Linked DNA regions of Homo sapiens: region 2 is linked to region 1. The links are chromatin contacts, found by Hi-C or POLR2A ChIA-PET in ENCODE. All regions are on one chromosome and are shown on one strand. Each heading gives the region's core, a stretch centred on a gene start or an enhancer-like site at or near the end of the contact. The rest is flanking DNA. Distances are from core to core; before and after follow the strand shown.

Region 1 (4,290 bases), core at 1,001-3,500:
TGCCTCCAGTTCCCACTAGATCAGGGGCTCTTATCAAGCACCTGCATCACAATCTCATAGGTCCCCTGGTAAAAATGCAGATTCCTGTGGCCCACTGAAAATAAACATCTGCGGAGTAGCCTGACAAACTATTTTTAAACACTACCCAGGTCATCTTTATACACATTTAAGTTTGAGGACCTCTGCCTTAAAGCGATGCTTCTCAAACTATGGGTCAGGACCTGCTTGGTCAGGAAATCAAATTAATGGGTCATAACCAGCAGTTGATTTTTTTAAATGAAGTAGAAAAAAAAACCTTTAAAACAGAGCACACTGCAGGGAGTAAGGGTAATTATTGTTCTCTGAAACTTATTTCAGTTACAGACCTGTATGCAGTGCAGGTCCCACTCAAAGTCTGAAAACCATGCTCCTAGAGGGAAGAAGGAAAACAGTTTTCTCGCGCATGGTGTTTATTTTCCATTTTCCACCCCTAACTCTAAGCTTCTTGATTTTGGTTCAAGCACAGAAATATCAAGACAGATCCAAGAAATGCTGTCATTGAATGCTAACCTGCGGCGGCAAAGCCCAACTGAGGAAGCGGATGAGGCTCCCACTGCACTCCTGCCTGAGATCCTATCATGGAGCTGGGGACAGGGGATGGTGCCAAGGGGGAAGTCTGCACAGCTCTCCCCAGGCTGGGCCTGTTTCTGGGGAAAAGAACTTGCAGCCACTCAAAACACAGTTTAGAAGAATGAAAATGTTCCTCACCGGAGGCAAGACTCAGCCATTCATAGGCCCTGTGGCCCCCAGAGGCAGGAAAGCACGGGGGAGCAATAACCATGTGAAATCAAGTCCCACCCCAGAGCCAGTGAGGCGGTTTACTGAACTTCTTGCATCTTTAATGCTCTGTGAGGCACAGGGAAGCTGACCGCTACCCTTCTTGCCCAATGCTTTGGAACAAGGAAGAACAAGGAAGGAAGGGCAGGGAGGAAAAGACAGCTGTCTCGTTAGCCTTCAGATTCACCAAAGGCAAGGACTCACTCAAGAGCCTCCCAAGTTGCAAGGACAGCAAATCAGCAAGGAGGCCAGAAAGCAAAAACCCCAGCAAAGCTTCGGAGCAGTTCTCTGGGGCCTTTCACAGCGGCGGGACTGGGGGGCGGGCGAGGGTGCAGCTCCGCTCCAAGCGGAGGAAAACAAGACACTCGCTCACCTGGCTTTTTAAACTCTCGCAGCTAAGACTGAAGGCAGAGGTAGCAATCTTCCGGACAAGAAGTCCAGAAGAACAGGTGTCCCCCACCCCCGCACGCCCCCAAGACCGGAGAAAAGCCCACCACTCCGGGAAAGACACCAGAGGAGGTCGGCGGCCAAGCAGGGTGAACTGGAAGTGGCGAAAGGTCGGGGCCGCCCCTAAGCGCCAGCTCCGGGGAGGCGCTCGCGGCAGAGGCTCCCGCGTTCCGTCGGGCAGGACCTCGCGCCCACCCCCTTGGCAAGGACACCGGGGAGGCGCCGAGACGCGGCCAGGGAGGAACTCGGCTGCGGTTACCTCGACCCGGGTCGGGGCAGACGACGCGCTCCGAGAAATTTCGAGGGCGCCCAGTCCCACAGTGGAAGGCCCCCAGGGCGGCGCCCCTGGACCTAAGTGTCCCCAGGACTCTCCGAGGGAAACGCGGCGTCACGAGAGGACGGAGGGCGTCCCCAGCCCCACCCGGACCCCATGGAGTCCGAACCCATGGGGACGACGCGGAGGAGGAAGCGGCGATTCCAGCTCCGCACCCCCGCCCCAAACCTGGCCCCGCAGACTCGCCCAGCCCCTGGCGCGCGTCTCCCGCCCCGGCCGGGGGTCCCGCGCCCTTGGGCTCCCTCCGCGAGCGGCCGCGGGCCCGGCAGTGTTTGTAAACAAACCGGTCACGTGGCCCGGCGGCCGCTCCCCGTCCCCGGCGCCCACGGGGACCCCACGCGGAACCGAGGGCGCCGCACCCCCAACCCCGCGCAGGCCCGGCCGGGGGAGTCCGGAGGCCGGGGCCGGGGACCCAGAGCCCGAGCTGACAGCGCGCCCCACGCCCACGCGCGCCCGGCCCGCGCCGCACTCCGGTGCACTTACCCGGCGACAGGCGGCCCTGTCCGGCCAGCGTGGGGCTTGGCTCCGCTGGGGTGCGCAGCGGCGAAGCGCGGCCCGGCTGGGGCTCGGGCTCCCGGCACGCTCTTAAAGCCACAGTCTCCGCCACCGCCGCGGCCGCCACTCCGCATCCCTCCGGGTCCGGGCCGGGGGCTACCCCGTGATGGACGCGCCCCCGCACCTATCCCCTCGGCTCAGCACATAGCAACACGCCGCGGGTTGGCCGGGCGCAGCCGCAGCCCATCCGCGCAGAGCCAATCATCAGAGGACGGAACTCCGCCCCCCGCTTCCCCGACCGCCCACTCCCCCACCCCTCGGCCCGGCCCAGCCTGGGCTAGGGGAGAGCGGCTGGTTAGGGTCCCGCCCGTCCCGGCAACTTGCCGGAGGGCAGGGACCCAGAGTGCCAAAGCTGGGTGGGCTCTCAGCGCCTAGGAGGAGGCCGTTTATTTGAGTTTGGGGTTTGTCCCCAGGGCAGGGCTGGGATTCCCAGAACCTGGGTTGTATTTTGGGGCGGGGGGATTTGCAGTGCATCTCCCTGGAGGCTCAAGATAGTCATTCCTTTCTTACGTTTTAAACCTCGCCCTAAGCCATAGCCTAAGTTACCAGAAGTGGCCCTCAGGCCCCGGGTAATTGAATTTAAAATGATAGGGGGGAGGGGGGAGGGATAGCATTAGGAGATACACCTAATGCTAAATGACGAGTTAATGGGTGCAGCACACCAACATGGCACATGTATACATATGTAACAAACCTGCACATTGTGCACATGTACCCTAAAACTTAAAGTATAATAATAATAAAATTAAAAGAAAATGATAGTGCTAGTTGCACCCAGCCCACCCATGCCTTGCTCAGAAGCCAGGCATTTCCCCTCTTCTCTCTGCCCTGCTAGTAATTTCGGCGAATTAAAAGTACGAAAGGGGCTTAGTGGAATTGAAGACCGCCCCATTGCTGCTAATTTTCCATGACTTTCAGAGGCAGATGACGGTAATTAGAGTGGGATGGTCCGAGTGACCAGAGGGGAGGAGTCCACGTTCTGGGTCACCGGGGTGGTGCTTTTCAAGGAAGAGCAGGTTAAAAAATAACCTCGTGGCAGTCAGGAAACCAGGGAGGCACCAGGTGGGTGGAGTGGGGCAGTTTCCCAGCAGGAAAACAGGACAGTTTGATAAAGAATGTTGGCACGGACAAGGTGAACAAAGCAGGTCCTGCCTTTCGCTCAAGACACTGGGGTTCCGCAGTTCCTCTGGGAACTCTTCCTCCAAGGAAACTAGTGTTTTACTGTGCAGCCATCAGGATGTGAGGTGCTGCAGGAGGTGCAGCTGACTCTCCGCCTTCCACACACTGGTTTGCACGTACACCCAGAATGCTGGCTCACCTGCATCTCCACCCAGCTGTTTTTAAAATATGCTTGGTCAACCAAATTGTATTCAGTTAATATCTATTGCATGTGAATCCAGTCACCAAGGTTAGTAAAAACAACAAAACACCCCAAATACCTCAGTATTGTGGGGCTGACATATCAGCCTCAGATTTGCAGTTTCAGTGTAAACAAAGGCTATGTCCTGGTTCACAACTGACTAGTTTGGAGAGTCTAAAACGGGGGGGGGGGGGGAATGCTTTCAGATGAGAGGAATCACAAACAAGAACTGTTTAGCATTTAATCCTTAATCTAAGATGTGATGGATTCTTTAGATTAGTAAGAGCTTGCCGTCTCGCCCTGATCTGCTTCTTGAGCAAGTTTCTTTGTCTCTCCAGGCCTAGGTTTCCACAGTTTAAAACAAGGAGGGTTGAAATAGGATGATCTCAAGTCCCTTCCAGCTCTGAAATTCTAAGTAGGGCCAGAAAGTCATGTTTGTTACAACGTTTCCGCAATATTGTGTGAGCGAATATTTGTGTTGCCACATCACCACTTCCTAACAGTAGATGCTGAATTAGTTTAACACCCTAGGATATTGGTATGTTATGTAACAAGACTGGTGGCTACTGTTTCTGTTTAAATAAAAGATAACGTTAGCTAAAGAAGACTAGCCTGATACAGTGGTTTCAGAGGGAGCTCTGAGGACCCCTTCAGGCCTGCTGTGTGTATGCAGGGGACTGGAAGAGGCCCCAGACCTTAGGGTCAGGAGACAATAAAACCAGCCAGCCGGCCAATAACAAAAAAAGTGTTAAGCCTGATCATGCCTCCTCCCAGTCAA
Region 2 (4,290 bases), core at 1,162-3,661, 36 kb after region 1:
CTTCCTAAAGTGCTGGGATTACAGGCGTGAGCGACAGTGCCTGGCCTTATTTTGATATTTTATTTATTTATTTACTTATTTATTTTTAGAGATGGGGTCTCACTATATCGGTCAGGGTGGCCTTGAACTCCTGGCCTCAAGCAATTCTCCTGCCTTGGCCTCCCAAAGTGCTGGGATTACAGATGTGAGCCAACATGCTTGGCCTTTTTAAATTTTTATTTCTTTTTTTGAACCCAGGTCTTCCGTACAAACTTTTTGTTACTATTGATAACACAGAGAAACAAGCAGGAATCACTCCTCCAAACCTCAATTCTGTAACATCCAGTTTAGCAACTATTCCATGTGACAAGGCTTTGCCAACCTTTAACCTACTTCTACCTGTAACCAAAAAGTCATTTCTACTGGAGGAATGCCAGTTTACAATGATAAGTGACAAAGAGTGGCTGTGTTTACAAATCTCCCCCAAGGGCTCTACACATTTCACAAATCTCCTATGGCCAGTTACTTACCTCAAAAACAAAGCCATTTCAAAAGCAGGTAATTAAGAGGTGTGAAAGAAGCAAGAGAATCTAGGGCAGAAAAGCTAAAACCTTCTCACATGAAAACAGCACAAAGCTATCTTGCAATTCTTAGTTAAGGTAAATAGAGCTCCGGGTCTTTCAAAAGCGCTCAGAAATAATCCAGACAGGAAACAAAAGTACTCCTCTTGCTCCCAGAGCAAGGCTACCGGAATTGCTTAGGGCATTCACAGAATGATATGATCTTGGTCAATAAAACGTTCAAGATGAATATTAAATTTGCACAACAAATTTACTGTTTTACTTTCTTGGATAATTATCTGAAAGGCTTATGAGTCAGTTTTCCTATAGCTGCTCTAATTATGGGGATGAGGAGCATGTTACAATTTGTGTTACTCTACTCTGAAAAAGTAGAATTCAAAAACTTTCCAGTGGCGGGGTGTGGTGGCTCACGCCTGTAATCCTAGCACTTTGGGAGGCTGAGGCGAGCGAATCACTTGAGGTCAGGAGTTCGAAACCAGCCTGGCCAACATGGTGAAACCCCGTCTCTACCAAAAATGCCAAAAAAATTATCCAGAAATCGCTTGAACTCCAGAGGTGGAGGTTGCAGTGAGCCAAGATTGCACCACTGCACTCCAGCCCGAGCAACAGAGCAAGGCTGTCTAAAAAAAAACAAAAACAAAAACATAACAAACAAAAAAACTTTCCAGTGACTGAATGTGGATAATCATCAGTAAGCTATATTAGAAATGGAAGCATGAGGAAATGGCATCTTTTATTGGCTTCTTCTGGTGACAATAATGGCCCACATCTTCAAGTTACCGGCAAGAAATGAGGGCGGAATTTGAGATTGCAACATGTTCACCAGTGCAAAGGTAATTTGATCATTCACATGAGGATTAAATCCACAGCCTTGGCCTCATCACCAGATCCTGATTAACTGAACTAACCAGTCCTTTGTAGCAGGGACTGTCAAACTATGGTTCACAGGCCAAATCCAACCTGTTTGTAAGAATGGATGTTATATTTTTTAGATGGTTAGAAAAAATCAAAAGAAGAATAATATTTTGTGACACATGAAAAGTACATGAAATGCAAATATATATTGGAACACAGCCCCACTTATCTATTTAGGCAAGATCTATGGTTGCTCTTGTACTGTAACAGCAGAGTTCAGTAGTTGTGACAAAGACCCTATAGCCTGCAAGACCTGATACATTTGCTGTCTAGCCCTTTACAGAAAAAGCCAATTCCCAGCTCAAGGCTCGGCTCAGTGGCTCACGCCTATAATCCCAACACTTTGGGAGGCCGAGGTGGGAGGATAGCTTGAGCTCTGGAGTTCGAGGCAAGCCTAGGCAACATAATGGGACCTCCTCTCTAATATTTCCATCTCAATATTATAAATACTACACTGATGTATAAAAGGCAGAAATAACAGTTGAAAGAACTTATATTTCCAAAATGCAGTTAAGTACACATCCTGGAAATGGAAAAGCACAGAGACTAAATGGTTAATGTTGCCTGTGTATAGCTTTTACCTTCAGCACTTGGCATTTATTCTTTCCAGGCAAGAGAAAGGAGAATGATTGCTTTTCCAAAAAAGAAAGGAGTACTAATCCGTTTAATCAATTAAAATCAGATGCCATTCAAGTTTTCTGCTCTTAGATTGTTCTTTTCTGTGGGGAGTTAATAAAAAAGAGTGCTGAGGCCAGGCGTGGTGGCTCATGCCTGTAATCCCAGCACTTTGGGAAGCCAAGGCGGGCGGATCACTTGAGGTCACGAGTTTGAGACCAGCCTGGCCAACATGGTGAAACCCCATCTCTACTAAAAATACAAAAATTAGCCAGGCGTGGTGGCACATGCCTGTAACTTAGGAGGCTGAGCATGAGAATCGCTTGAAGCTGGGAAGCAGAGGTTGCAGTGAGCCGAGATCATGCCACTGCACTCCAGCCTGTGCAATAAAGTGAGTCTCCGTCTCGAAAAAAAAAAAGCGTGCTGAGTCAGATAAAATACAATGGTGGTTTAGTCAACCTGCACACAAGTTGGATTAAAATTTCAGAATGGACTTTCAGAACAGGAACCTTGTCTGCCTTTTTCACTACTTTATCCATAGAACCTAGCACATTGTAAACACTAAAATATATAGATATTTTAGGAGACGGGGTTCCGCTATGTTGCCCAAGCAAGTCTGAAACTCCTGGGCTCAAGCAGTCCTCCCACATCAACTTCCCAAAGTGCTGGGATTACAGGTGTAAGCCACCATGCCCGACCTCAGATAATTTTTTTTTTTAATTGGGAGAGAGTCTCACCCTGTCGCCCAGGCTGGAGTGCAGTGGCTTGATCCTGGCTTACTGCAACCTCCGCCTCCTGGGTTCAAGCAATCCTCATGCCTCAACCTCCGGACTAGCTGGAACTACAGGTGCCCACCACCACACCTGGCTATTTTTTGTATTTTTAGTAGAGACAGGGGTTTCATTAATTTGGTCAGGCTGGTCTCAAACTCCTGACTTTAGATGATTCTCCCGCCTTGGCCTCCCAAAGTGCTGGGATTACAGGCGTGACCCACCGTGCCTGGCCCAAAGACTGCTGATTATATGAGAAGAAAATAAACCAAACCAAACCAAACCAAACCAAACCACAATAAAAACCAGAGTGCTCTTACTCAAAGGAAGCTATTTTCTTTTTCTTTTTCTTTTTTTTTTTTTTTTTGAGACGGAGTCTCACTCTTTCACCCAGGCTGGAGTGTAGTGGCGCGATCTCGGCTCACTGCAAGCTCCGCCCCCCGGGGTTCACGCCATTCTCCTGCCTCAGCCTCCCGCGTAGCTGGGACTACAGGCGCCCACCAGCTCGCCCGGCTAATTTTTTGTATTTTTAGTAGAGACGGGGTTTCACCGTGTTAGCCAGGATGGTCTCGATCAAAGGAGGCTATTTTCTTTTCACCCACTAAACACTGAAGGAAGTTCATAGATTTCTTAGCTATTTCTTCTAATTGCAAATATGGGACTAATTAAATTATCTGAAATATTAACCCTGAAGAATTCTGTTGTTGTTGTCCACCCAAAAAGAGACTTTCCATAACTCAGTTTCTCTTTTCTTGCTCTTTTCCACTTCAAGTTTTAATGAGCATCTGCCATGTGCCTCATATGCATTTTGCCAGGTTGGGAAAGATGGAAATAGAGGTGGATAAGATGAGTTTCTGGCGCTCCAGAAGCTCGGTGTAATAAAAGGTCTTTCTGTACGTCACTGCAGTACCCAAAGGAAAGTGGAATTTATATACCTGCTCTACATATTTTAGACAAACAGAAAAATGTAAGAAATCTCTGCTCTACTGAATAATGCGTACTTCAGTTTTGTGACACAGAAATTTCAACAAAAATACTTTGGAGTTTTATGATATCATTTAAAATCTTTTTAAGATTGTTGCCTAAGTAGTCTCAAGAGAGAAATAGCCAGAACACCACCAGTTCTCAAAAATATCAAGTACAAATGTACTTAACTATCAGAATAAAATTTTCCTTATGTCTAGCATAAAAAGGGAAGGAGATATAGAGAAAGAAATCAGAGCTCCAGGCTCTCTCTAAATTTAGGTACAAAATATTAATCCTTGTTGTATATATCATGAGCTATGTCATCAGAAAACTCCACTCTGTGATTTATTTGATGATCAACCTTGAGCAATTCTTGGAACTCTGAGGCTGTATTTCTCTGTTTATGTATTTATTTATTTATTTGAGACGGAGTTTTGCTCTTGTTGCCCAGCCGGAGTACAATG

The links. A loop is a pair of places that touch in the nucleus more often than their neighbours do. ChIA-PET counts read pairs that join two places held with the same protein, here RNA polymerase II (POLR2A). Pooled maps may share reads with other maps.
Region 2: a map of gastrocnemius medialis shows a loop between it and region 1 (13-fold over the local background). The contact joins the enhancer-like site here to the promoter of YPEL2 in region 1. A Hi-C loop is called at or near these places in 1 of 168 maps with a recorded cell type or tissue (gastrocnemius medialis) and 1 of 50 pooled maps. POLR2A ChIA-PET finds 5 or more read pairs at or near these places in 3 of 52 experiments (OCI-LY7, PC-9 and activated naive CD4-positive, alpha-beta T cell).

What each region holds. Positions count from the first base shown.
Region 1 is chr17:59,329,615-59,333,904 of GRCh38, reverse strand. It overlaps YPEL2 (yippee like 2), which reads right to left and starts at 2,250. Exons shown (of 5, transcript NM_001005404.4): 1 at 2,081-2,250. RefSeq lists an enhancer at 1,193-1,754 and a silencer at 1,965-2,484.
Region 2 is chr17:59,293,497-59,297,786 of GRCh38, reverse strand. No RefSeq gene overlaps it. Among named protein-coding and RNA genes, the nearest start is that of YPEL2, 36 kb to the left of the region's middle. Within about 2 kb of position 2,411, at least 4 of the 41 ENCODE cell types and tissues checked have a DNase peak (open chromatin) inside an H3K27ac peak, as active enhancers do; they include PC-9 and gastrocnemius medialis, where a contact is called at or near this core.